2 separate regions of the Homo sapiens genome follow, and region 1 is linked to region 2. Evidence: read pairs that join two places in POLR2A ChIA-PET (ENCODE). Cell type or tissue: PC-9. All regions are shown on one strand. Each heading gives the region's core, and the rest is flanking DNA. Links, peaks and the distances in the headings are about the cores only. Region 1 holds the start of LOC124903290 (a long non-coding RNA gene). Region 2 holds the start of CARMIL3 (capping protein regulator and myosin 1 linker 3).

Region 1 (11,440 bases), core at 279-8,278, 82 kb before region 2:
GCACTGGTCCACAATGGGAAGATGGTCAGCTCTCTTCTTTTTCCAGAGGCGGCTCAGTGGTGATCGTGTCTTCCATAGCAGCCTTCAGTCCATCTCCTGTAAGAACCCTTTTGTCTACCTCTTCCATCCCACCCTCCACTCCACATCTTTCCACCCCTCCTATTACCCAAGGAAGTTTGTGTCCCCTTGTAGAATCACACCACCAAGTCCCTGCCCACAAAATAGATGCCTTGCCTCCACAAACCACAACCTAGGGGAGGTTTAGCCACAAGACAGTTCCCTAACTCTGCCCCTCCCTTACAGGAGATCCCTATTGAGCACTGCCCTCTATGTCTAGTTATTAGAACCAAGAATGACCTGGAAACTATGAGTCTAACACATTCTCTTCTTTCTCCAGGGCTTCAGTCCTTACAATGTCAGTAAAACAGCCTTGCTGGGCCTGACCAAGACCCTGGCCATAGAGCTGGCCCCAAGGAACATTAGGGTGAACTGCCTAGCACCTGGACTTATCAAGACTAGCTTCAGCAGGATGGTGAGGAAGGGGAGCTTTGCATTTGACTGGGACCCCTTGAAAGGCATCCATCTTCTTGGACAGGGAAGCCCACTACCTGAGTCCTGAGCTCTCAGCCACTCCATTCTCCTTCCCTGGACTTTCCCATATTCCCTCTCTGTACCACCTGCCCTATACAAGCCACACTCTTATCACACCTTTTCTGAGGTATAGGCTGGAGACTGAGGTATTCAGACTGTACTCACACTGTTTCCTCCCTCCTTACATGGATGAGAATTGGAGAGACGCAGCAAAATGCATCACTAGAACCTGAAACAAATGAAACAGATGAGGGCAGTGGGGAGAGCTGGGAGCTAGAAAAAAATAGGAAGTGAAAGAGGGAAGTCTCTCTCCCCATCCCTCCTCTCAGTTACCATGAGGATGGGCAGTTTCTTCCCTTTCCGTTCTTCACTTTCCTCTTCTTAAACATAAAGAGATTTCTGGGTGGGGTGGCTCATGCCTGTAATCCCAGCACATTGGGAGGCCGAGGCGGGCAGATCACGAGGTCAGGAGGTCGAGACCATCTTGGCTAACACGGTGAAACCCCGTCTCTACTAAAAATACAAAAAATTAGCCGGGCGCAGTGGCGAGCGCCTGTAATCCCAGCTACTCGGGAGGCTGAGGCAGGAGAATGGCATAACCCGGGAGGCGGAGTTTGCAGTGAGCCAAGATAGCGCCACTACAGTCCGGCCTGGGCAAAAGAGCAAGACTCCGTCTCTAAAAAGAAAAAGAAAAAGAAAAAAAAAACATAAAGAGATTTCCCTTCTTCCTGCAGCTCTGGATGGACAAGGAAAAAGAGGAAAGCATGAAAGAAACCCTGCGGATAAGAAGGTAAACTGTCATGAGGGCAAGGGCACTAAGAGACATGAAGATGGGAAGGTCTGGTCCCTAGCAGCCCACAGCCCGCTGTCTCAGTCCCACAGATAACACAGGCAGGCTCTCTTCTGCCTCACAGACCACGAATTCATAAACACTATCACTACAGTGACCTGAGCAAGAAGTCAGCTTCCCTTTCAAAAGGTAAACACAGAGACATCGGGGTTTCAGCAGTGCAGAGCTCTGGGAGAAGCCCTGAGTCCTCTCTCCACCTGGGGGATTGCCTCCACCTCTGAGCATCCATGGAGACCAGGGACCATAACCAAAACCATGCTTTGTTAGTCCCCTTGAATAATGACACATGTTTACAAAACTCAGGTTGATGATCTACAATCCAAATGAAAAGAATGAAGAGTTTTACTAAGCCCCAAACTCCCCTTGCCTAAGGAGTTACTTTCTTCCCCAGTGAGCTGGGTGAACTGTTCAAGCACCTTTGTCGGGCTCCCTTTCCTCTAAGTTCCCTGCCTCTCTCTACCTTCTGGCTTCAAGGACAAATGCCAGTAATGCCTAACTCTGTACTCGTCCAGACATCCCAAATCTTCCCAAAGCCATTCTGATGTGAGACATGAGCTGCAGGCCTGGTTCATAACTCATTAATAAGTGAGGGGATTGTCAACCTAGAGCACCAATGAATGATCTAGCCCATGTAGCTCAATACTGGATTCACATTAGAATCACCTGGGGAGCTTTTTAAACTGCAGGTGCTCAGGCCCCACCCACTCCCAGAGATTCTTTTTAATTGGTCCAAGGTAGGACTTGACCATCTGGGCTTTTGTTTTTCTTTGTCTTTTCTTTTCTTTTCTTTTTTGGTTTAAGCCTCTCAAATGATTGCAAGATACAAGTAGAATGGAGAAGCATTAATTCAGCCCTTCTAGGTTTGAGTTACTCACTCTGCCCACCTCTAGAGCATTCTATGGCAGGGAGATTAAAGTGTCTCCTAACTATGCAGTCACTGATAAAATAAGAATTAGCACATTCTCACTAAATGAACCTGACTTTAAGGCACAAGTATAGATTCCTGAAAAAGTTCTAAGCTGAACCTGTACAAATGGAATCATTTTAAACACACCATTTACTGTCACACAGACTCCCTGATACTTTAGTGTGTGCACATGTGAAACCATTTTTTTGAAGTATGAAATAATTGCTCACCATTTTATCTATATAACTTTGGATTTTGGTGTCCTGAGCTCTCTAAAAACCGGTGTGTTTCTATAGTATTTGAATATTATGGGTAATAGTTTTGCAGAGTACAGTATGCTTATACTAAATTATAACAGCATATCCTCGTGGTAACCCTATTTGATAGGCAGAAAGCTTGTACACTGACCCTGAAAAAGCCATCTGATAATTCTTGATTAAGCAAATTTAACTCCCTGTGTCCCAGGTGAGGGAGGCAGAACTGTTTGATTTTTACCTCCTTCCTTGCTTCCCTTATTCCCCAGGTTAGGCGAGCCAGAGGATTGTGCTGGCATCGTGTCTTTCCTGTGCTCTGAAGATGCCAGCTACATCACTGGGGAAACAGTGGTGGTGGGTGGAGGAACCCCGTCCCGCCTCTGAGGACCGGGAGACAGCCCACAGGCCAGAGTTGGGCTCTAGCTCCTGGTGCTGTTCCCGCATTCACCCACTGGCCTTTCCCACCTCTGCTCACCTTACTGTTCACCTCATCAAATCAGTTCTGCCCTGTGAAAAGATCCAGCCTTCCCTGCCGTCAAGGTGGCGTCTTACTCGGGATTTCTGCTGTTGTTGTGGCCTTGGGTAAAGGCCTCCCCTGAGAACACAGGACAGGCCTGCTGACAAGGCTGAGTCTACCTTGGCAAAGACCAAGATATTTTTTCCCGGGCCACTGGGGAATCTGAGGGGTGATGGGAGAGAAGGAACCTGGAGTGGAAGGAGCAGAGTTGCAAATTAACAACTTGCAAATGAGGTGCAAATAAAATGCAGATGATTGCGCGGCTTTGAATCCAATTGACCTGTTCATTTCTCAGTGTTGGGTGCTTAGCTGAGCAGAGAGCAGAAGTCTATTCAGGCTGGATCTCTGGATCCCCCAGCCCTCCTCCCTGTCTCCAGAACTTGAGCGTGATGTTCACGGGTGGAGGTGTCTGCAGAGCTGCCAGCTGGAAGGAAGGTGGCACGGGAACTCCCAGGACGCCACGGGAATCCCCGAGGCAGCGCGAGCCCGGAGAGAGTGGGGAAGGATGAACTCTCTAACACCTCCCCGCCCCTTGCCTCCCAGATCAGGCCAGGTCCTCTCCCCGCATGGCCCTACGACCCGAGTTCCCTCCCGAGTCAGCAAGTACAAGCTGGATGGGTCCTGAGCCGGTGGGGAATAGAGAAAGGCCCTGCAAGGTACCCAGGCCCACAAACAAAAGCAATGGGTTCTGCCCACGGGCCCGAGGATTCAGTAGAAGGAAAGTGGGGACGCTGTCCCCCGCCCCAAAGGCACTGACACTGGGCGACACACGCTGAGCCTCTCACGCCGACGGGCCTCTCACGCCGGAGCCGGCAAGAAAGGTCGGCGCCAGCCCGCGGGCTCTCAGGAGGCTCGGCAGCGCGACGCGCATGCTCAGTCGGGCAGCTCTCCGGGCCGGCGTGGGAGCCCGCGCTCCAAGGCCCGGTGGGGGGAGGGGCGCTCACGCAACCGCCACTGTCTGGAGCGGGCTCGCCTCTGCGGCAGCCCTCACCGCCCGGGCTTTACTGAAGCGGAGTCTAGCATGTGCGGCTGCTCCACAGCGGTGTGGGTGGCGGCGGCTCCTCTGCAGCAGCCTCGGCAGTAGGGGTCAGGGTGGCCAAGCCCACCGTGGAGCTCATCTGAGAGTTGTAAGGTACGGGACTGCCTCGGTCTTTGGGACGCCCCGTCTGGTAGCATCCCAGATCCAGCACGTTCCTTCCGGCCCTGCACCCCGGCCCGGTGCCTCACACCCCGCTACCCCAAGCATCCAGACTCTAAGGCAGCCCCTGCATCTCAGTCCTGACATCGCTGTCCCTGGAGCATCCTCCGCTGGAGCTGGAGCTTGACAGGTAGGGTGGAGAGGGCGGTGGGGGGCGGGGGGCCGAAACTGCATCAGTTAACGGGGCCGTGGGGGAGGGAAGTCCTCCATTGCTAAGGCTTCAGTAGGCGTTCTATGATCACAGTGTAAACAAAGCTGCAGGGAAGCTCTAACTGGGCGGAACCCACCGCAGCTCAGCAAGGCCTACTGCCTCTCCAGATTCCACCTCAGGGGCCAGGGCATATCTGAACAAAAGGCAGCGGACAGCTTCTGCAGACTTCAGTGTCCTTGCCTGACATCTCTAAAGACAGCAGTGGTTCTCCCAGCACGGAGTTCGTGCTCCGATAACGGACAGACTGCCTCCCCGAGTGGGTCCCTGACCCCCATGTAGCTTGACTGAAAAACACCGACCAGTAGGGGCGGAGAGACACCTCATACAGGTGGGTGCCCCTGTGGAACAAAGCTTCCAGAAGAAGGATCAGGCAGCAATATTTGCTGTTCTGCAGCCTCCTCTACTGATACCCAAGAAAATAAGGTCTGGAATGGACTTCCAGCAAACCCCCAAAGACCTGCAGCTGAGGGGCCTGTTAGAAGGAAAACTAACAAACAGAAAGGAATAGCATCAACATCAGCAAAGGACAGCATCAACATCAGAATAGCAAAGGACATCCACACTAAAACCCCATCCATAGGTCACCAACATCAAAGACCAAAGGTAGATAAAACCACAAAGATGGAGAGAAACCAGAGCAGAAATGCTGAAACTTCCAGAAACCAGAACGTCTCTTCTCTTCCAAAGGAATACAAGTCCTCACCAGCAAGGGAACAAAACTGGATGGAGAATAAGTTTGATAACTTGACAGAAGTTAAGCTTCAGAAGGTCAGTAATAACAAACTACTCCCAGCTAAAGGAACATGTTCTAACCCATTACAAGGAAGCTAAAAACCTTCAAAAAAAGGTTAAACGAATGGCTAACTAGAATGAAGAATGTAGAGAAGAGCTTAAATGACCTGATGGAGCTGATAACCACAGTACAAGAACTTCATGAAGGATACACAAGCTTCAATAGCTGATTCAATCAAGTGGAAGAAAGGATATCAGTGATTGAAGATAAAATTAATGAAATAAAGTGAGAAGACAAGATTAGAGACAAAAAAATAAAAAAGAAACATTCAAATTCAGGAAATACAGAGAACATCACAAAGATACTCCTTGAGAAGAGCAACCCCAAGACACATAATTGTCAGACTCAGCAAGGTTAAGGGCAGCCAGAGAGAAAGGTTGGGTGACCAACAAAGGGAAGCCCATCAGACTAACAGCAGATCTCTCAGCAGAAACCATACAAACCAGAAAAGAGTTGGGACCAATATTCAACATTCTGAAAGAAAAGATTTTTGAAACTAGAATTTCATATCCAGCCAAACTAAGCTTCGTATGTGAATGAGAAATAAAATCCTTTGCAGACAAGGAGATGCTGAGAGATTTTGTCACCACCAGGCCTGCCTTACAATAAGAGCTCCTGAAGGAAGCACTAAACATGGAAAGGAACAACGGGTACCAGCCACTGCAAAAACATACGAAATTGTAAAGACCATTGATGCTATGAAGAAACTGCATCAATTAATGGGCAAAATAACCAGCTAACGTCATGACAGGATCAAATTCACATATAACAATACTAACCTTCAATGTAAATGGGATAAATGCCCCAATTAAAAGACACAGACTGGCAAATTGGATAAAGAATCAAGACCCATATGGTGTGCTGTATTCAGGAGACCCATCTCACATGCAAAGACACACATAGGCCCAAAATGAAGGTATGTCTGGAATTGGTGGGTTCTTGGTCTCACTGACTTCAAGAATGAAGCTGCGGACCCTCGCGGTGAGTGTTACAGTTCTTAAAGGCAGCGTGTCTGGAGTTTGTTCCTTCTGATGTTCAGACATGTTCAGAGTTTCTTCCTTCTGGTGGGTTCGTGGTCTTGCTGGCTTCAGGAGTGAAGCTGCGGACCTTCGCAGTGAGTGTTACAGCTCTTAAGGCAGCATGTCTGGAGTTGTTCGTTCCTCCTGTCTGGAGTTGTTCATTCCTCCTGGTGGGTTCGTGGCCTCACTGGCCTCAGGAGTGAAGCTGCAGACCTTCACGGTGAGTGTTACAGCTCATAAAGGCAGTGTGGACCCAAAGAGTGAGCAGCAGCAAGATTTATTGCAAAGAGTGAAAGAACAAAGCTTCCACAGTGTGGAAGGGGACCCAAGCGGGTTGCTACTGCTTGAAGGGGTGGCTTGCCCCTCCACACCTGTGGGTATTTCTAGTCAGGTGGGACAAGAGACTGAGAAAGAGAAATAAGACACAGAGACAAAGTATAGAGAAACAACAGTGAGTCCAGGGGACCGGCGCTCAGCATACCAAGGACCTGCACCGGCACCGGTCTCTGAATTCCCTCAGTTTTTATTGATTATTATCGTCATTATTTCAGTAAAAAGGAATGTAGTAGGAGGGCAGGGTGATAATAAGGAGAAGGTCAGCAACAAACGTGAGCAATAGAATCTACATCATAATTCAGTTCAAGGGAAGGTACTATGACTGGACGTGCACGTAAGCCAGATTTATGTTTCTCTCCACCCAAACATGTCGGTGGAGTAAAGAATAACAAGGCAGCATTGCTGCAAACATGTCTCGCCTCCCACCATAGGGCAGTTTTTCTCTCATTTCAGAATTGAACAAATGTACAATCGGGATTTATACCGAGACATTTAGTTCCCATGGGCAGGCAGGAGACAGTGGCCTTCCTCTATCTCGACTGCAAGAGGCTTTCCTCTTTTACTAATCCACCAGAGCACAGACCCTTTATGGGTGTCAGGCTGGGGGACAGTCAGGTCTTTCTCATCCCATGAGGCCATATTTCAGACTATCACATGGGGAGAAACCTTGGACAATACCCTGCTTTCAAGGGCAGAGGTCCCTGTGGCTTTCTGCAGTGCATTGTGCCGCCAAGGCCACACCCACCCAGAACTCGTGCTGGCCTGCAAGTGCTGCGCACAGCCCCAGTTCCCGCCCATGCCTCTCCCTCCACACCTCCCTGCAATCTGAGGAAGCCAGCTCCAGTCTCAGCCAGCCCAGAAAGGGGCTCCCACAGTGCAGCGGCGGGCTGAAGGGCTCCTCAAGCGTGGCCAGAGTGGGTGCTGAGGCTGAGGAGGTGCCAAGAGTGAGCGAGGGCTGCCAGCACACTGCCACCTCTCAAAGGGATGGAGGAAGATCTACAAAACAAATGGAAAGCAAAAAAAAGCAGGGATTGCAATCCTGGTCTCTGATAAAACAGACATTAAACCAACAAAGATGAAAGGAGACAAAGAAGGCCATCACATAATGGTAAGGGGATCAGTTCAACAAGAAGAGCTAACTATCCTAAATATATATGCACCCAATACAGGAGAACCCAGATTCATAAAGCAAGTTCTTAGAGACCTACAAAGAGGCTTAGACTCCCATACAATAGTAATGGGAGACAGTAACACCCCACTGTTAATATTAGACAGAAAACATGACAAAATTAATAAGGATGTCCAGGACTTGAACTCAGCTCTAGACCAAGTAGGCCTAATACACATCTACAGAACTCTCCACCCCAAGTCAACACAATATACATTCTTCTCAGCACCACATCACACTTATTCTAAAATTGACCACATAATTGGAAGTAAAACACTCCTCAGCAAATGCCAAAGAACAGCAATCACAACAAACTGTCTCCCAGACCACAGTGCAATCAAATTAGAACTCAGGACTGAAAAACTCACTCAAAACTGCACAACTACATGGAAACTGAACAACCTGCTCCTGAATGACTACTAGGTAAATAACAAACTGAAGGCAGAAATAAACATGGTCTTTGAAACCAATGAGAACAAAGACACAGTGTAGCAGAATCTCTGGGACACATTTAAAACAGTGTGTAGAGGGATATTTACAGCACTGAATACCCACAAGAGAAAGCAGGAAAGATCTAAAATCAACACCCTAACCTCAAAATTAAAAGAACTAGAGAAGCAAGAGCAAACAAATTCAAAAGCTAGCAGAAGACAACAAATAATGATGATCAGAGCAGAACTGAAGGTGATAGAGACATTAAAAAAAAAACCTTCAAAGGATCAATGAATCCAGGAGCTGGATTTTTGAAAAGATCAACAAAATGGACTGCTAGCAAGACTAATAAGGAAGAAAAGAGAGAAGAGTCAAATAGACACAATAAAAAATCATAAAGGGGATATCACCAGTGATCCCACAGAAATACACACTACCATCAGAGAATACTATAAACACCTCTATGCAAATAAACTAGAAAACCTAGAAGAATTGGATAAATTCTTGGACACATACACCTTCTGCAGACTAAATCAGGACGAAGTTGAATTGCTGAATAGACCAATAACAGCTTCTGAAATTGAGGCAATAATTAATAGCCTACCAAACCAAAAAAGTCCAGGACCAGATGGATTCATAGCCGAATTCTACCAGAGGTACAAAGAGGAGCTGGTACTATTCCTTCTGAAACTATACCGATCAATAGAAAAAGAAAGAATCCTCCCTAACTCATTTTATAATGCCAGAATCATCCGGATATCAAAGCTTGGCAGAGACACAACAAAACAAAGAAAATTTTAGGCCAGTATCCCTGATGAACATCAATGCAAAAATCCTCAATAAAATACTGGCAAACCGAATCCAGCATAAGGATGCATTCTCTCACCACTCTTATTCAACATAGTATTGGAAGTTCTGGCCAGGGCAATCAGGCAAGAGGAAGAAATAAAGGGTATTCAATTAGGAAAAGAGGAAGTCAAATTGTCTCTGTTTGCAGATGATTTCACCGTATATTTAGAAACCCCATGATCTCAGCCCAAAATCTCCTTAAGCTGATAAGCAACTTCAGCAAAGTCTCAGGATACAAAATCAATGTGCAAAAATCACAAGCATTCCTATATGCAAATAATAGACAGAGAGCCAAATCATGAGTGAAGTCCCATTCACAATTGCTACAAAGAGAATAAAATACCTAGAAATCCAACTTACAAGGGATGTGAAGGACCTCTTCAAGGAAAACTACAAACCACTGCTCAAGGAAATAAGTGAGGACACAAACAAATGGAAGAATATTGCATGCTCATCGATAGGAAGACTCAATATCATGAAAATGGCCATATTGCCCAAAGTAAATTATAGACTCAATGCTATCCCCATCAAGCTACCACTGACTTTCCTCACAGAATTGGAAAAAACTACTTTAAATTTCATATGGAACCAAAAAAGAGCCAGTATAGCCAAGGAAATCATAAGCAAAAAGAACAAAGCTGGAGGCGTCACACTACCTGACTTCAAACTATACTGCAAGGCTACAGTAACCAAAACAGCATGGTACCGGTACCAAAACATATCTAGACCAATGGAACAGAACAGAGGCCTCAGAAATAATGGAACAGAACAGAAGCCTCAGAAATAACACCACACATCTTCAACCATCTGCTCTTTGACAAACCTGACAGAAACAAGCAATGGGGAAAGGATTCCCTATTTAATAAATGGTGCTGGGAAAACTAGCTAGCCATATGTAGAAAGCTGAAACTGCATGCGTTCCTTACACCTTATACTAAAATTAACTCAAGATGGATTAAAGCCTTAAATGTAAGACCTAAAACCATAAAAACCCTAGAAGAAAACCTAGACAGTACCATTCAGGACATAGGCATGGGCAAAGACTTCATGATAAAAACACCAAAAGTAATGGCAACAAAAGCCAAAATAGACTAATGGGATCTACCTAAACTAAAGAGCTTCTGCACAGCAAAAGAAACTATCATCAGAGTGAAAAGGCAACCTACAGAATAGGAGAAAATTCTTGCAATCTATCCATCTGACAAAGGTCTAATATTCAGAATCTACAAAGAACTTAAATAAATTTACAAGAAAAAAAATAACCCCATCAAAAAGTGGGTAAAAAGTATGAACAGAAACTTCTCAAAAGAAGACATTTACACAGCCAACAGACATATGAATAAATGCTCATCATCACTGGTCATCAGAGAAATGCAAAGCAAAACCACAATGAGATACCATCTCACAACACTTAGAATGGCAACATTAAAAAGTCAGGAAACAATAGAAGCTGGAGAGGATGTGGAGAAATAGGAAGGCTTTTAGACTGTTGGTGGGAGTGTAAATTAGTTCAACCATTGTGGAAGACACTGTGGCCATTCCTCAAGGATCTAGAACCAGAAATACCAATTGATCCAGCAACCCCATTACTGGATATCTACCCAAAGGATCATAAATCATTCTACTATAAAGACACATACACACATATGTTTATTGCAGCACTGTTCACAATAGCAAAAACTTGGAACCAACCCAAATGCCCATCAATGATAGACTGGATAAAGGAAATGTGGCACATGTATACCATGGAATACTATGCAGCCATAAAAAAGGATGAGTTCGTGTCCTTTGCAGGGACATGGATGAAGCTGGAAATCATCACTTTCAGCAAAATATCACAAGGACAGAAAACCAAACGCTGCATCTTCTCACTCATAAGTGGAAGTGGAACAAGGAGAACACATGGAAACAGAGAGGGGATCATCACACACCAGGGTCTGTTGGGGGCTGGGGGGCTGGGAGAGGGATAGCATTAGGAGAAATACCTAATGTAAATGACGAGTTGATGGATCCAGCAAACCAACCTGATACATGTATACCTATGTAAAAAACCTGCACGTTGTGCACATGTGCCCTAGAACTCAAAGTATAATAATAAAAAAAGAAATTCTAGATAGAGCAATATCTCACAAAATTAATAATCCATTCCATTTAAATAGACTATATCAGTCAGCCTCTGGCACCTACAAATCCATTCACTGTTTTCTTTTCTGGGTTCTTTTTTAAGTAAATAATTGGCTTACATTTAAAATTTAAATATTTCCTATTGCCATCTGGATTTCTAGCTTCTGTTTAAATACCCCAAGGGCTGGCAG
Region 2 (10,556 bases), core at 2,557-10,556:
TTTCTTCAAATAAGACAGCAGTGAAGTTTGCCACATCAGTTGACTCTTCCTTTCACAAAAGATTTCTCTGTAGCATGCAAGCCTGTTTGATAGCATTTACCCACAGTAGAACTTCTTTCAAAATTGGAGTCAATCCTACAAACTCTACCACTGCTTACTCAACTAAGTACATATCATATTCTGAATCCCGTGTTGTGATTTCAACAATGTTCATGGCATCTTCACCGGAAATAGATTCCATCCCAAGAAACCACTTTATTTGCTTATCCGTAAGAACCAGCTCCTCAGCCATCTACATTTTGTCGTGAGATTGCAGCAATTCAGTCCCATCTTCCAGCTCCACTTCTAGTTCTCTTGCTATTTCCACCACATCTGCAGTTCCTTCCTCTGATGCAGTGTTGAACCCTTCCACGTCATCCATGAGGGTTGGAATCAACTTCTTCCAGACTCCTGTTAATGTAGATATTTTGACCTCCTCCCATGAATCACAAATATTCTTAATGGCATCTAGAATGGTGGATCCTTTTTAGAAGGTTTTCAGTTGACTTTGCCCAGATAAATCAGAGGAATCATTATCTATGGCAGCTACAGCCTTACAAAATGTATTTCTTAAATAACAAGTCTTGCAAGTCAGAATTACCCCCTGATCCATGGGCTGCAGAATGGATGTTGTGTTAGCAGGCATGAAAACAACATTAATCTCCTTGTACATCTCCATCAGAGCTTTTGAGTGACCAGGTGCATTGTCAATGAGCAGTAACAGTTTGAAAGGAATCTTTTTCTGAGCAGTAGCTATCAACGGTGAGCTTAAAATATTCAGTTAACCATGCTATAAACAGATGTGCTGTTATCCAGGCTTTGTTGTTCCATTTATAGAGCACAGGCAGAGTAGATTTAGCATAAATCTTGAGAGCCCTAGAATTTTCAGAATGGTAAATGAGCATTGGCTTCAACTTAAAGTCACTGGCTGCATTAGCCCCTAACAAGAGAATAAGCCTGTCCTTTGAAGTTTTGAAGCCATATTAACAATAAAGCTGTTTTGCTTTCTTATCATTTATGTGTTCACAGAAGTAGCACTTTTAATATCCTTCAGAGATTTTTCCTTTGCACTCATGATTTGGCTACTGGTGCACACGGCCTAGCTTTCAGCCTGCCTCAGCTTTCAATATGCCTTCCTCACTAAGCTCAATTATTTCCAGCTTTTGATTTAAAGTGTAAGATGTGTTACTCTTCCTTTCACTTGAACACCTAGAGGCCATTGTAGGGTTAATAATTGGCCTAATTTCAATGTAAATGTGTCTCAGGGAATATGGAGGCCAACAGAGAGGGAGAGAGATGGGAGAAGGGCGGAGCAGTCAGAACACACAACATTTTTCCATTAAGTTGACCTTCTTTTCTGGGTGTGGTTTGTGGTACCCCAAAACAATTATAATAAAAACACAAAAGATCACAGATCACCGTAACAGACGTAATAATAATGGAAAAGTCTGAAATATTCCAAGAATTACCAAAATGTGACCCAGAGACAAACTGAGCACATGCCATTGGAAAAATGGCTCCAATTAGCACAGGGTTGCCATGAACCTTCAATTTGTAAAAGACGCAATATCTGCAAAGAGTAATAAAATAAAGTGTGCCTGTAACTTTTCTTTTAGTTTATATATTATTTTAAATATCACAGTACATCAAATCCAAACATAATAGCTGATCCTTGATTGAACTCTGGACTTTAAAAAAAAAAAACCACATTTCGGGGACAATTGAGGCCAATATATTAGATAAAATTATCATCAATGTCAAACTTCTTGGGTGTGATAATGGATTATGGTTGTGTAAAAGAACATCCTTACTCTTTGGGAATGTATGCTAAGTATTTAGGGATAGAGCATTCTAATATCTGCAACTAAGTTTATTTATTTTAATTTTTTTTATTTATTTTTTGAAATGGAGTCTCGCTTTATTGCCCAGGCTGGAGTGCAGTGTTGCGATCTTGGCTCACTGCAACCTCCACCTCCCGGGTTCAAGCTATTCTCCTGTCCCATCCTCCTGAGTAGCTGGGATTACAGAAACATGCCACCACGTCTGGCTAATTTTTGTATTTTTAGTAGAGAAAAATTGGTGAATCTAAGTGAAGGATCTCTAGATTCTCCTTGTACTTCTATTTCCAATTTTTCTGTAAGATTGAAATATTTTAATATAAGCAGTTGTCTAGAACAATGTAAACAGGGTCATACATTTGTTTTAGATTATGGATGTGGGGATTCTGATTGTAGCCATCCCCCAGCTTCCCCAGAAGGTGCCTCCTCGTGCTCCCACTTTCTAACCATGCCTAGCCAGACAGTCCACCCTAGAGGACCAATAGCATCTCATTCCCTAAATGCAGAAGCCAGAGAAGTGCTAGAACAACCCCAGGTATCCAAGGTCAGGCCACATTTTCCCTGAGAAGCATGGCCTACTCTAGGGCAGGTCCAGAAGGCTGACAATTCCAGACTTTCCCTACTTTGAAAAAACAGAGAAAACACAGCTCAAATCCGAAGGAGCCCTGAGGATTTAGGCTCCTTCTGGGCCAAATCATACTTGGCTGGTTATGAAACTAGATGAACCAGGCTCCATTTTTGCTCACCTGAACCTAATGTATCATTATCTAGCTGAGCAGCTGGTGAGAGCTACTTCTCCCTGAACCTCAGTTGCTTCATGTGTAAGATACAGGTATATCATCCTAAGATCTTCGTCAGCTTTGACAAACATCCTAGGAACCCATTCTAACTCCTCATTGCCATGTCTCCTCCAGTGCTCTACACTCATGTTGTTTCCCCTTCTTCTTTTGGCTTCAGAATCTGGACATTAATGGGAAGGCCCTAGCCCTAATGATAAAGGCAGTGGTGCCAGAAATGGAGAAACGAGGGTACAGAGAGTGAGAGAGAGCCTGGGTGAGATGGGACCCCACACAGGCTGAGGGCAGTGGTCCACACTGGGAAGACGGTCAGCTCTCTTCTTTTTCCAGGGGTGGTTCAGTGGGGTTCCTGGCCTCTGTAGCAGCCTTCAGGCCACTTCCTGTAAGAACCCTTTTGATTGCCCTTTCCATCCCATCCTCCACTCCACATCTTTCCACCCCTCCTATTACCCAAGGAAGTTTGTGTCCCCTTGTAGAATCACACCACCAAGTCCCTGCCCACAAAATAGATGCCTTGCCTCCACAAACCATAACCTAGGGGAGATTTAGCCACAAGACAGTTCCCTAACTCTGCCCCTCCCTTACAGGAGATCCCTATTGAGCACTGCCCTCTATGTCTAGTTATTAGAACCAAGAATGACCTGGAAACTATGAGTCTAACACATTCTCTTCTTTCTCCAGGGCTTCAGTCCTTACAATGTCAGTAAAACAGCCTTGCTGGGCCTCAACAAGACCTTGGCCATAGAGCTGGCCCCAAGGAACATTAGGGTGAACTGCCTAGCACCTGGACTTATCAAGACTAGCTTCAGCAGGATGGTGAGGAAGGGGAGCTTTGCATCCCACTGGGACCCCTTGAAAGGCATCCATCTTCTTGGACAGGGAAACCCAGTACCTGAGTCCTGAGCTCTCAACCACTCCATTCTCCTTCCCTGGTCTTTTCCATATTCACTCTCTGTACCAGCTGCCCTATACAAGCCACACTCCTATCACACCTTTCCTGAGGTGCAGAGTGGAGACTGAGATATTCACACTCTACTCACACTGTTTCCTCTCTCCTTACATGGATGAGAATTGGAGAGACACAGCAAAATGCATCACTAGAACCTGAAACAAATGAAACAGATGAGGGCAGTGGGGAGAGCTGGGAGCTAGAAAAAAATAGGAAGTGAAAGAGGGAAGTCTCTCTCCCCATCCCTCCTCTCAGTTGCCATGAGGATGGGCAGTTTCTTCCCTTTCTGTTCCTCACTTTCCTCTTCTTAAACATAAAGAGATTTCCCTTCTTCCTGCAGCTCTGGATGGACAAGGAAAAAGAGGAAAGCATGAAAGAAACCCTGCGGATAAGAAGGTAAACTGTCATACGGGCAAGGGCACTAAGAGACATGAAGATGGGAAGGTCTGGTCCCTAGCAGCCCACAGCCCGCTGTCTCAGTCCCACAGATAACACAGGCAGGCTCTCCTCTGCCTCACAGACCACGAATTCATAAACACTATCACTACAGTGACCTGAGCAAGAAGTCAGCTTCCCTTTCCAAAGGTAAACACAGAGACATCGGGGTTTCAGCAGTGCAGAGCTCTCGGAGAAGCCCTGAGTCCTCTCTCCACCTGGGGGATTGCCTCCACCTCTGAGCATCCATGGAGACCAGGGACTATAACCAAAACCATGCTTTTTTAGTCCCCTTGAATAATGACACATGTTTACAAAACTCAGGTTGATGATCTACAATCCAAATGAAAAGAATGAAGAGTTTTACTAAGCCCCAAACTCCCCTTGCCTAAGGAGTTACTTTCTTCCCCAGTGAGCTGGGTGAACTGTTCAAGCACCTTTGTCGGGCTCCCTTTCCTCTAAGTTCCCTGCCTCTCTCTACCTTCTGGCTTCTGGGCACTATCTAGTTTCTCCATCTTGTCCCTCAAGGACAAATGCCAGCAATGCCTAATTCCGTACTGGTCCAGACATCCCAAATCTTCCCAAAGCCATTCTGATGTCAGGCATGAGCTACAGGCCTAGTTCATAACTCATTAATAAGTCAGGGGATTGTCAACCTAGAGCTCCAGTGAATGATCTAGCCCATGTAGCTCAATACTGGATGCACATTAGAATCACCTGGGGAGCTTTTTAAACTGCAGGTGCTCAGGCCCCACCCACTCCCAAAGATTCTTTTTTAATTGGTCCAAGGTAGGACTTGACCATCTAGGGTTTTGTTTTTCTTTGTCTTTTCTTTTCTTTTTTTGTTTAAGCCTCTCAAATGATTGCAAGGTACAGCTAGAATGGAGAAGCATTAATTCAGCCCTTCTAGGTTTGAGTTACTCTGCCCACCTCTAGAGCATTCTATGGCAGGCAGATTAAAGTGTCTCCTAACTATGCAGTCACTGATAAAATAAGAATTAGCACATTCTCACCAAATGATCCTGACTTTAAGGGACAAGTATAGATTCCTGAAAAAATTGTCTCTAAGTTGAACCTGTACAAATGGAATCATTTTAAACACACCATTTACTGTCACACAGACTCCCTGATACTTTAGTGTGTGCACATGTGAAACCATTTTTTTGAAGTATGAAATAATTACTATTTTACCTGTATAACTTTGGATTTTGGTGTCCTGAGCTCTCTAAAAAACAGTGTCTCTATAGTATTTGAATATTATGGGTAATGGTTTTTGCAGAGTACAGTATGCTTATACTAAATTATAACAGCATATCCTCATGGTAACCCTATTTGATAGGCGGAAAGTTTGTACACTGATCCTGAAAAGTTATCTGATAATTCTTGATTAAGCAAATTTCATTCCCCGTGTCCCAGGTGAGGGAGGCAGACCTGTTTGATTTTTACTCCCTTCCTTGCTTCCCCTATTCCCCAGGTTAGGCGAGCCAGAGGATTCTCTTGGCATCGTGTCTTTCCTGTGCTCTGAAGATGCCAGCTACCTCACTGGGGAAACAGTGATGGTGGGTGGAGGAACCCCGTCCCGCCTCTGAGGACCCGGAGACAGCCCACAGGCCAGAGTTGGGCTCTAGCTCCTGGTGCTGTTCCTGCATTCACCCACTGGCCTTTCCCACCTCTGCTCACCTTACTGTTCACCTCATCAAATCAGTTCTGCCCTGTGAAAAGATCCAGCCTTCCCTGCCGTCAAGGTGGTGTCTTACTCGGGATTCCTGCTGTTGTTGTGGCCTTGGGTAAAGGCCTCCCCTGAGAACACAGGACAGGCCTGCTGACAAGGCTGAGTCTACCTTGGCAAAGACCAAGATATTTTTTGCCCAGGCCACTGGGGAATTTGAGGGGAGATGAGAGAGAAGGAAGCTGGAGTGGAAGGAGCAGAGTTGCAAATTAACAACTTGCAAATGAGGTGCAAATAAAATGCAGATGATTGCGCGGCTTTGAATCGAATCGACGTTTTCTCAGTGCGGGGTGCTTAGCTGAGCAGAGAGCAGAAGTCTGGCCAGGCTGGATCTCTGGATCCCCCAGCCCTCCTCCCTGTCTCCAGGACCTGAGCGTGATGTTCAGGGGTGGAGGTGTCTGCAGAGCTGCCAACTGGAAGGAAGGTGGGACAGGAACTCCCAGGACGCCACGGGGATCCCCGAGGCAGGGCGAGTCGGGCGAGGGTGGGGAAGGAGGAACTCTCTAACACCTCCCCGCCCCTCGCCTCCCAGATCCAGCCATGCCCTCTCCCAGCATGGCCCTAGGTCCCGAGTCAGCAAGGACAAGCTGGAGGGGTCCTGAGCCGGTGGGGAATAGAGAAAGGCCCTGCAAGGTGCCCGGGCCCACAAACAAAAGAAATGGCTTCTGCCCACGGGCCCGAGGATTGAGTAGATGGAAAGCGGGGACGCTGCCCCCCGCCCCGAAGGCCCGGACACCGGGCGACGCACACCGGCCAGCTCACGCGGGAGCCAGCGAGAAGGGTCGGCGCGAGCGCGCGCGGGGTCTCACGCGGCTCGGCAGCGCGGAGCGCATGCTCAGTCCGGCAGCTCTCCCTGCTGGGCGGGGGAGCCGGCGCTCCGAGGCGGGGGGAGGAGCGCTCAAGCAGCCGCCCCTGACCGGAGCGGGCTCGGCCGCTGCTGCAGCGCTCAGCGCCCGGGCCCTGCTGAAGCCGGGTCTAGCATGTGCCGCGGCTCCCCGGCGGCGGCGGCGGCTCCTCTGCAGCAGCCTCAGCAGCAGCGGCCGCCATGGCCAAGCCCAGCGTGGAGCTCACCCGCGAGTTGCAAGGTACGAGGCTGCCTCGGTCTCTGGGACGCCCCGTCCGGGAGCATCCCAGACCCAGCGCGTTCCTCCCCGTGGTGCATCCCAGCCCGGTGTCTCACACCCCTCACCCCATGCATCCTGGCTCCAAGGCAGCCCCTGCATTCCAGTCCGGGCATCGCTGTCCCCGGAGCATCCTCCGCTGCCTGCCTCGCCTCACCCGGTCGGGACCTTCCTGTCCCGGAGCCGCCCGTCCCGCCCTTCGGTGACAGGTGCAGTTCCCTGGCGCTCCCTGGGGCTGACTCTCGGCGTTCCTAGCCCACCCTCGGCGAAGCGTCCAGTCTCCCATCCGGAGAGTCCCCGCTTCCCCGCCGGGCGGGGCCAAGCCCGCCCCTCCCTGCGATGGGAGCTGCCCCTGGTCCTGACCGCTGCGTGGCTTAACACCCTCCCTCCTCCCGGCCCCGCCCCGGAACTGGCCCTGAAGAGCCCCTTAGGAGCTGGGCAGCGCCCAGGCCAGTGGGGCAAAGAAAGGAGTCAGGGAAGAGGCCCTGGATTGGAGCTAAAACCAAGAGCAGGAGGGTCTCTGAGGCTCGCCTCCCACAGCCCCGTCCCAGCCTGCTTCCTTCTCGCTACCCACCACCCACACATCAAGGCTTCTCCCGTTTGCATGGTTCTCAGACCTAGCCCAAACCCAGGCCCGGCCACCCAGCACTGCCACAACCCTGACCCCCAGAGACGGGAGCACAGGCTAGCCCACGCAAAGCGCAGGATGCTCGTGGATACTCAGAGGCATGCTGCGCCGTGGCAATCTCCCACACCTGCACACACACACAGCACAATCATTAGACGTGTGTAAACACATCTTCACAGAGATGGCACCCCAGCACACGCGCGTGCACACACACACACACACACTATATCTGGGTGGTTCTGCCAGCAGATGGGTATGGGGCTCATTTAAACATTAATTCTTCTCCCCGCCCAACACACACAGAGGAAGTGTCTGGCTCTGTGCCCCTTCCACAGCATACTCATTCACACTTACCTGTCCCCACCAATGCCACACTCAGGCTCCCTGACATCTCCAGGAGGCATGCACACTCTCATAGTAAAGGCAGACACTCACACCCGGACCACCTAGAATATAGTCAAAGGGACACCCCACACCCCCACACAGTGACTCACTTTGTATGTGTCAATGGCTGTTGTAGTGCATGGGTTGGAAAAATTCTTCACACCCTCAGAAGTGTGAGACACACCCTCCCACAGACAGTCAGCAACCGTCCCCTGACTCAGGGACATCAGGAGCCGGAGTTTTCTCCACACCCTACTCCCTCTCTAATAGGAAGAGAAAAGTCAAAAAAGAGACAGTGTGAAAAGTCACCCAAGAAGGAATGCCCTCTGTCCCTGTCCTCCCTTCTTTGTCTCTCTGTTTCTCTCTTATCCCATTTGACCCTGACCCTGCCTCTATCTGGAGAGCTCTGGGAGGTGGGGGTGGCCAGGGTAAGGTGAAGCTCTGAGCAGGCTCCCACCCCCCCTCAGACAGCATCCGGAGGTGCCTGAGCCAAGGGGCCGTGCTCCAACAACATCATGTGAAGTTGGAGACAAAGCCCAAGAAGTTTGAGGACCGAGTGCTGGTGAGGGCACTGGGCATGTGGGGAGGGAGGAGGTGGCTGGCAAGGGCAGCTGGCCAGTAGAGGGCAGGGAGCCGGGAGGACAGAAGAGACAGAAGTGGGTGGACACTGAGGAGACAAAACCTGGGGGGAGGAGGCAGGGCTGGACTGTGTTGATGTCCAGAAGTCTAGGGTAGGGCATCGGGTTGGGGAGACACTCCAAGAGCAGAGCTGAAGGGCTTAAGGAGGGCAGGGCCACCAAGGCCCAGCAGCTGCCATGAGCTGCCGATTTTTTCCTCTCTCTGTAGGCCCTGACCTCCTGGCGCCTCCACCTCTTCCTCCTTAAAGTCCCGGCCAAGGTGAGTTGGGCTGAGGAGCAGGAGAGCACCTGGCATGCTCCCTACCTCCCAAGCCTGGCAACCCAGGTCCTTACCAGGAGCTGAGCATCTCCATCCCTCCTAGGTGGAGAGCTCCTTCAATGTCCTGGAGATCCGTGCCTTCAACACGCTCAGTCAGAATCAGGTGAGTACCAGGGCTTTGGGCCCCACTACTGGGCCAGCTGGAGGAGGGAGCAGAGAGGAGGGAGTCTGAGGCTCTGACGCTTCGTCTCCCCCAGATCCTGGTGGAGACGGAGCGTGGCATGGTGAGCATGCGACTGCCATCAGCTGAAAGTGTGGACCAGGTGACACGACATGTGAGCTCTGCCCTGTCCAAGGTCTGCCCTGGCCCTGGGTGAGTGGCAAATAAGGGGTCTCTTAAGGCATTAGATGAGAGGGAGAGTTCATCCCTTCCTCCTTCCCCTGGGCCAGGGCTGAGAAGGAGAGCTCTCATGTCCCCACTCCTGGTTTTTCCTGGGATGCAGGAGCTATAACGTGGGAAGAACTGAGAGCCTCTTTCCAGCCCTCTCTGGAATGACTTGTTTCTTTTCCAGGTGTTTGATCCGGCGTGGAAACGCAGACACCCCAGAGGGGCCCCGAGATACATCCCCCAACTCTGAGACTTCCACATCTACCACCCACAGTGTCTGCGGTGAGCAGGGGCAGATGTGAGGAAAGTAGGCGCTCCACCATCTTGCCCCATGATCAGAGCCCTTTGTGCACAGGGTGTTGCCTGGGCGGGCGGGCTTTGCCTGCCTGAAGGACTCCCAGCTCCCAGACCTCAGGAAGTTCATGGCATAGCAAGAACCAAGAGCACTGGCACATAAAGTGACCTTGACTGTTCTTGAACCCCAAGCCTATTCCCCATCTCCTTACCCTCATGGAATCAGCCTATCTCCTGCCCCACAGGTGGCTTCTCTGAGACCTACGCTGCTCTGTGTGACTACAATGGGCTACACTGCCGTGAGGAGGTTCAATGGGTATGTTGGGCAGGGACCCCATAGGGAACAGGTGGGACCTGGAGGGAAGGGGCTAAGAAGGAAGTGGGGAGCAGGTGTGAGCCAGTTCCACCTCTCCAAGGATGTGGACACCATCTACCATGCTGAAGATAACCGGGAGTTCAATCTTTTGGATTTCAGCCACTTGGAGAGCCGGTAAGCAGATGGGGCAGAGACTCCACCCTCAAATTCCCAAATTCAGCCCAACCCCAGCCCTTCCCAGGAGTGCCCTTCTGGTCCCACAGCCCCAGCTCTATCTCCCCAACTCCATCCCATCCCCATCTACCCATTTAGGCCTTCCCCAGCCCAACCACCCTATCCTTGGTCTCTTCTTTTCTGACCCAACCACCTGCTCACCACTTTCCTGCCCCCTTCCATATCCCCACAGAGACTTGGCCCTAATGGTAGCAGCCCTGGCCTACAACCAGTGGTTCACCAAACTCTACTGCAAGGACTTGCGGCTGGTAGGAACTGGGAGGGGCTGGTGAGGTGGGAGAAGTAGTGCCCCCCTTGGCCCCTGATCACAAGACCCCCCTCTGTCCTCAGGGCTCTGAAGTGCTAGAACAGGTGCTACATACCCTAAGCAAGTCGGGGAGCCTCGAAGAGCTGGTGCTGGACAACGCCGGGCTTAAGACGTGAGGCCAGTCTCCTCCTTGGGCAGTAGTGCACCCTTGATGTAGTTTTAGGGTCCCAGAACCTCAGAGCATGATGCAGGCCTCTGGA

Evidence for each region. Peaks named below come from ENCODE experiments on the same cell type or tissue, not always from the same donor. Only the 100,000 strongest peaks of a DNase experiment are listed, where the experiment ranks them.
Region 1: POLR2A ChIA-PET joins it to region 2 with 18 read pairs; 2 of 35 experiments call an interaction of 5 or more read pairs at or near these places.

The regions. Positions count from the first base shown.
Region 1 is chr14:23,965,886-23,977,325 of GRCh38, forward strand. It overlaps DHRS4 (dehydrogenase/reductase 4), which reads left to right. Exons shown (of 8, transcript NM_021004.4): 5 at 47-98; 6 at 398-532; 7 at 1,326-1,381; 8 at 2,872-3,394. The coding sequence ends at 2,986. It overlaps LOC124903290 (a long non-coding RNA gene), which reads right to left and starts at 1,186. Exons shown (of 2, transcript XR_007064084.1): 1 at 925-1,186; 2 at 1-820. It also overlaps a transcript of DHRS4L2 not described here. RefSeq lists a silencer at 4,130-4,179. In PC-9, for the core only: no CTCF peak of the experiment used is centred there; no DNase peak of the experiment used is centred there.
Region 2 is chr14:24,045,322-24,055,877 of GRCh38, forward strand. It overlaps CARMIL3 (capping protein regulator and myosin 1 linker 3), which reads left to right and starts at 6,688. Exons shown (of 40, transcript NM_138360.4): 1 at 6,688-6,872; 2 at 8,388-8,482; 3 at 8,767-8,817; 4 at 8,921-8,980; 5 at 9,075-9,190; 6 at 9,390-9,487; 7 at 9,745-9,815; 8 at 9,916-9,989; 9 at 10,222-10,297; 10 at 10,380-10,468. The coding sequence starts at 6,833. It also overlaps the pseudogene DHRS4L1. RefSeq lists silencers at 6,481-6,780, 7,051-7,140, 7,161-7,330 and an enhancer at 7,346-8,045. In PC-9, for the core only: no CTCF peak of the experiment used is centred there; no DNase peak of the experiment used is centred there; H3K4me3 peaks cover 1,169 bases; H3K27me3 peaks cover 2,538 bases.